Linked DNA regions of Homo sapiens: region 2 is linked to region 1. The links are chromatin loops, found by intact Hi-C in ENCODE. Cell type or tissue: Calu3. All regions are shown on one strand. Links, peaks and the distances in the headings refer to the core of each region. The heading gives the core; the rest is flanking DNA.

Region 1 (2,915 bases), core at 287-2,786:
CAATTCTTCCCCAAATCAGGAGCCCAGGTGCTGGGGCCTGGGAGTGCACAGTGCTTTTCCTTCCTAGACCCATCTTGTTACTGGGGGTCCTGGTCACCCTAGAAAGGGGACTGTTTCCTGTTCCAAGTCATGAAGCTAATATGTGAAACCAACAGTGAGTATTGAGCAGTGCAGGCTTCATTCAACAGCTACAGGATTGGGGAAGTGGGAGCTGGGCTTACAAATCAACTTCTCAGCTCCTGAGAACTGGGAAGTTACAGATATAGGGTATCATTCTTGAAGGGGCTGAACGTTAAGAGCAAGGGGAGGAATATTCGTGCTTTGTCTTGGGAAGGGATGAAGATTTTCTTTTTCTTTTTTTTTTTTTTTTTGAGACGGAGTCTCACTCTGTCGCCAGGCTGGAGTGCAGTGGCACAGTCTAGGCTCACTGCAACCTCTGCCTCCCAGGTTCAAACGATTCCTCAGCCTCAGCCTCCTGAGTAGCTGGGACTACAGGTGCGTGCCACCACGCCCAGCTAATTTTTGTATTTTTAGTAGAGACAGGATTTCACCATGTTGGCCAGGATGGTCTCGATCTCTAGACCTCGTGATCCTCCCGCCTCAGCCTCTCAAAGTGCTGGGATTACAGGTATGAGCCACTGCGCCCAGCCCTGCTGCCTGTCTTTTAAGGACCCTTGCAATTACATTGAAGGTCCACTTAGGTAATTCAAAATGATCTCCCCATCTTGAGAATCTTAATCACACCATCAAAGTCTCTCTTGCCACAGGTCACATTCACAGGTTCTAGGAATTAGGGTCTGTATAGCTTTGCAAGTCATTATTAAACACGCTGCGATTAAATATCCGTCTTTTAGGGGACCTGTGCCTCTGGGTTATGGCATTCACAAGTGATTCTCAGCTTCTCTCCATTCATTTCAGGTGAGACAGGAAGTCTAGAATGTGCCGTGCTGGATTCAGGAGAAAATCTCCTCCTCCTCGTTCCTCCTTCTCCTTCTTTTTTTTGAGATGGGGTTTCTTGCCATGCTGACCGGGCTGGTCTTGAACTCCTGGCCTCCAGTGTTCCTCTCAACTCAGCCTCCCAAAGTGCTAGGATTACAGGCACGAGCCACCATGCCCGGCCAGGAGAAATCCCTTCTTCCAGGTGGGAGAAGGTACCAATAAATTCTTTATCCCTGGAGAATAGGCCTGTGTTGGGGAGAATGCTCTGGGTATACTTAACAACAGTTACTCTTCCTTCTCCCTACCAGGGCTATGGGCTAGGGGGCCTTTCTGGGCTCTTCACTGGTAGAGTTACTGGAGGTAAAATCCACGAAAGTGTGGGGACTCCTAAGACTGACACCTGTAGAAATTTATCATTCTTGAGCTAATTGTTACCCAGCCTGCAGCAACTTGTCAGAATTACCATGCAAATGTCTTCACCAGTTAGTGACTCCAGCAGCTTCTGCCCTGTGTAAATGGATCTCATTAGTAACTCTCTGGATTTGCCAGTGTCTCCAGACTTGGGGATGGTAATTCACTGTGTTACTGCAGTTCTTTAGACGTGTCTAAGAAAAGCTGTTGATTCTCAGTTTGTTCAGCCTTTTCTTGTTGTAAGAACAAAAGTGACAACTTCGAAGTTCTTCTCATGTCCGAGCAGAGACAAGAAGTCTTATTCTATTTTATTTTCCTTCTTCTTCTTCTTTTTTTTTTTTTGTTGTACATTTCCGTTGGAGGCTTGGCCTTGCGCATTAATACTTTGGGAATGTGTCTCTTCAAGTTTAACGTCTGTAATGTGCCAAAAATGCTGAGCTCACTGGGTCCAGCAGGGGGAGCCCTTGGGCTTTGGTTTCCTTTTCTTTCTCAAGGGAGCTTGACCTCTGCTGATGAGCCAAAAAGAGAGACATCCGATATCTTTTGTTTGGTAGGTCCAGTGCCCCTGAATCAAACCTCTGCATGGTCAAGGCAGTTACGGCAAATGAGGGAAGTGGATTTGTGTAAGGAAAACAACTGGGCAAGTATTCCGACAAATCGCACCTGGACTTTGGCTTTAGTAGAGGGAGATGATAGCACATGGTGGGGAGTGCGTCAAAGTAAAGGTGATTGGTTCTTGCTCAGCCTCGGCTGATCGCTACATGTGAGGATACCACATCTTCCTATTTTCCAAGAAAGTCGGGGCTTTCATGTCAGTGTGAGATTGTCTTCCAATTTTTTCTTTTTCTTTTTCTTTTCTTTCTTTCTTTTCTTTCTTTCCTTTCTTTCTTTCTTTTTCTTTCTTTCTTTCTTTCTTTTCTTTCCTTCTTTCTTTTCTTTCTTTCTTTCTTTTTCTTTTCTTTCCTTCTTTCTTTTCTTTCTTTCTTTCTTTCTTTCTTTCTTTCTTTCTTTCTTTCTTTCTTTCCTTTCCTTCTTTCTTTTCTTTCTTTCTTTTTTTTTTTTTTTTGAGACAAAGTGTCGCTCTGTCTCCCAGGCTGGAATGCAGTGGCATGCTCACTGCCTACCAAATAGCTGGATTTACAGGCGTGTGCCACCACACATGGCTATTTTTGTATTTTTAGTAGAGACGGGGTTTCGCCATGTGGGCCAGACTGGTCTTGAACTGCTGACCTCAGATGATCCGCCCACCTCGGCTCCCAAAGTGCTGGGATTACAGGCATGAGCCACTGTGCCCGGCCCAATATTTTAGTGGTGTAAATTAGTTAAATATTTCCAAACCATCCCAGTCAAACAAAATGCGAAGAGGAGCCAGACCCTGCCTGCTCACTGGAAGCCAAGTCAAGGGGAGAGGGACTTTTCTTTTCTTTTTTTTTTTTTGAGATGGAATTTCACTCTTGTTGCCCAGGCTGGACTGCAGTGGTGCGATCTTGGCTCACTGCAACCTCTGTCTCCCAGGTTCAAGCGATTCTTCTGCCTCAGCCTCCCAAATAGCTGGGATTATAGGC
Region 2 (2,915 bases), core at 181-2,680, 260 kb after region 1:
TGAGTCTGAATGCGAAGACGGAACGAGGACCGACCGGAGTCATGCTGACATCCACCCCCATAACATGGGGACAGATCAAGAAAAACCACACAGGAAGCTGAAAAACTGCTGGAACACCAAGGTTGTACCTTTTGCTGGGATTCAGAGGTACAATAGATGCTTAACGGACCAATGCTTTCTGACTGAGCTCCTCTCTACCTGAATACAAGAGACCCTAATAGTTAGGCAGGAATATCATCACCCCTATTCAGCATGAAGAAGTTGCAGAAGACGGACCTTCATCCTTCTGCAAGCCTTAGGATTAAGGATCCTCTTGTAAAAGGGAAAGTGGAAATATGTAAGAAGCATTCAAACCAGAACGACTCCATTCTGAATAAGGGCCAATGCATCCTAATGAGGAAGGGATGATAAAATGAATATATCTATAGGATATAAATATCCCCCATATGCCTGGGACCTGTTGTTGGATGCTTACAGATTGACACACAAGCTTGGTTGGCAGTAGTCCCCGGAAAAAATAAATCACAGGCTGCTTTGCATATGATTTGGGGGAGTAGTTTAAAATATAATTATTCCAATCCTAAAACCCTGAAGTTCCATCCTAATAAGCGTGAATGTGAGCGAAGCAAAGTTTGGTTTGAAGGTGTGGATGCTTGAACTTGGGAAGATTGTATAGCAAGTAAGGCTGAGGTGCTACAAAATAATTCCTATGGAATCACCATTGATTAGTCCCCTAAGGGGATCTTTAAGGAAAATTGCACCGGAAGGCCTTCTTGTAGAACAAATGTAGTAAACCAGAGGAATCGCTGGCAAAGGAATCATACACAGTATGTTCGGACGGAAGCTAATGCCCCTATCATATAGAGTCCTGCTGGCATTGTTGCCCCTAGTCCAAAAATGATATCTCCTGCCATAAGACAGGAACATTCTGAATTATGGAAATTAGCTATGGCTGAAAGTTCAATCAAAAGTTGGGAGGGTACATATAAAAGGTATAGAGGGGAGGGAGGTAAAAATAAATATGCTCTCTCTTTTCTTTCCAACAGGACCTTTTGGATTCAAAGCTGTGTTCGGCCATCTTTTATGCTAGCAACAGGAAATGTTACCAACTTTTAATAAAAATCAGACTATCCTGATAATTAAAGCCAGAGAAGGAGTTTGGATCCCTATGTGTCTCTAAATAGACCATGGGAGGCATCATCATCCATTCGTATTGTAACTAAATCCTTAAAAAACTCTTATCCCAAAGATTTATAGTTGCTCTTTTCTTTGCTATAATTGGCCTCATTGCTGTTACTACTACCGCTGCAATAGCCGGTGTGGCTGTACATTCATCTGTGAAAACTGCTGAATTTGTCAATAAGTGGCAAAAGAATTCCACAAAATTATGGAACTCCCAAGCTCAAATAGATAAAAAAAAAATAGTTAACCAAATTAATGATCTCCGTCAGACAGAGATTTGGATGGGAGATCGTATTATGAATTTAGAAAGTAGAATTCAAATGCAATGTGACTGGAATACATCTGACTTTTGTGTTACTCCTCAGTTACAATGAGACAGAACACTGATGGAAGAAGGTTAAACGCCATCTAGAGGGTAGAGAGGAAAATCTCACCCTCTAAATTGTAAAACTAAAAGAGCAGGATTTTGAAGCCTCTCAGACTCACTTAGCCCTGCTCCCTGGAACTGATAATTTGAACAAGACAGCCAATGGGTTGTCTGCAATCAATCCTCTTAAACGGATTAAGGCCATTGAAAACTCTACACTTGGAAATCCTGTTCTAATAATTATGTGCTTGTGCTGTCTCCTTTTAGTCTGCAGATGCGGAAGCCACCTCTGGAGAGAAAGCCACCATCGAGAACAAGCAATGATAGCTGTGGTGGTTTTACAAAAAAGAAAAGGGGGTCATGTTGGAGAAAAGCTAAGTAGTGAGAAAAAAGCTGAGGCAGGGCTTGCTAGTCTGACATAATATAAAGAGTCTTGGAACATGCCGGGGTCCAGGGTCTAAAAGCCCTTGTGGTCTTTGGAACACCAAGCTCTGTGCTAAAGGGTGGAAGGCTGCCCTGCGGCACCGTAATCTAAGCCCAGGGCATAAAACCCCTCATGGCTTGGATGGAATCCAGGGCTCAGAGCATGAAACCCCTCGTGGCCTCTGGAATGTGTCTAGACTTGCCGGCTCCTTGCTTCTAGCATTCCCAGGCTCATAGATCAAGTGTATCTTAAACTAGAAGAACATGTTTCCCATTATCTCAAGTAGCAGAACATGTTCCATATGCGTCAAAGAAAATGCTAAACTGTCACAGCTGTAAATCATGCGCTTGATGCACCACTTTCTTTCAACCCCCACATCCTCACTACCTGCTTCTTTGTTTGATCACCAATAAACAGTGCGGGCTTCCAGAGCTTGCGGCCTTCGCAGCCTCCATACTAGCATTGGTCCCCTGGACCCATCTTATGCACTCTTGTCTTTTCTCATTCCTTTGACTCCGCCGGACTTCATAGCCCCCACAGTCTAGTGTTGGGTCTGATCACCCCAACAGTCAGGAGTTCGAGACCAGCCTGGCCAACATGGTGAAACCCCATCTCTACTAAAAATACATAAATTAGCCAGCCATGGTGGCAGGCACCTGTAATCCCAGCTACTTGGAAGACTGAGGCAGGATAACTGTTTGAACCTGGGAGGTAGAGGTTGCAGTAAGCCGAGATTGGGCCACTGCACTCCAGCCTAGGCGATAGATCAAGACTCAATCTCAAAAAAAAAAAAAAAAAAAAAGGAATTGATTATGATTTTCCTTCTTCCTTCTTTGATTTTCCAGAAAACAGAAAGTATTTCAAAAACTAATTGTCAGACGTCTACAAAAGGCCATCTTTTACATAAGAAGAAGAAAAAGGTTTTAGGCACTCTTGACACTC

Evidence for each region. A loop is a pair of places that touch in the nucleus more often than their neighbours do. Peaks named below come from ENCODE experiments on the same cell type or tissue, not always from the same donor. Only the 100,000 strongest peaks of a DNase experiment are listed, where the experiment ranks them.
Region 2: it touches region 1 in a loop (12-fold over the local background); 6 of 110 quality-filtered maps call a loop at or near these places.

The regions. Positions count from the first base shown.
Region 1 is chr19:51,656,024-51,658,938 of GRCh38, reverse strand. No RefSeq gene overlaps it. Among named protein-coding and RNA genes, the nearest start is that of SIGLEC14, 11 kb to the right of the region's middle. RefSeq lists an enhancer at 1,721-1,830. In Calu3, for the core only: a CTCF peak has its summit at 1,818 (motif pointing right); a DNase peak (open chromatin) is centred at 1,808.
Region 2 is chr19:51,396,964-51,399,878 of GRCh38, reverse strand. It overlaps the pseudogene NIFKP6. Among named protein-coding and RNA genes, the nearest start is that of C19orf84, 7.8 kb to the right of the region's middle. In Calu3, for the core only: a CTCF peak has its summit at 1,601; no DNase peak of the experiment used is centred there.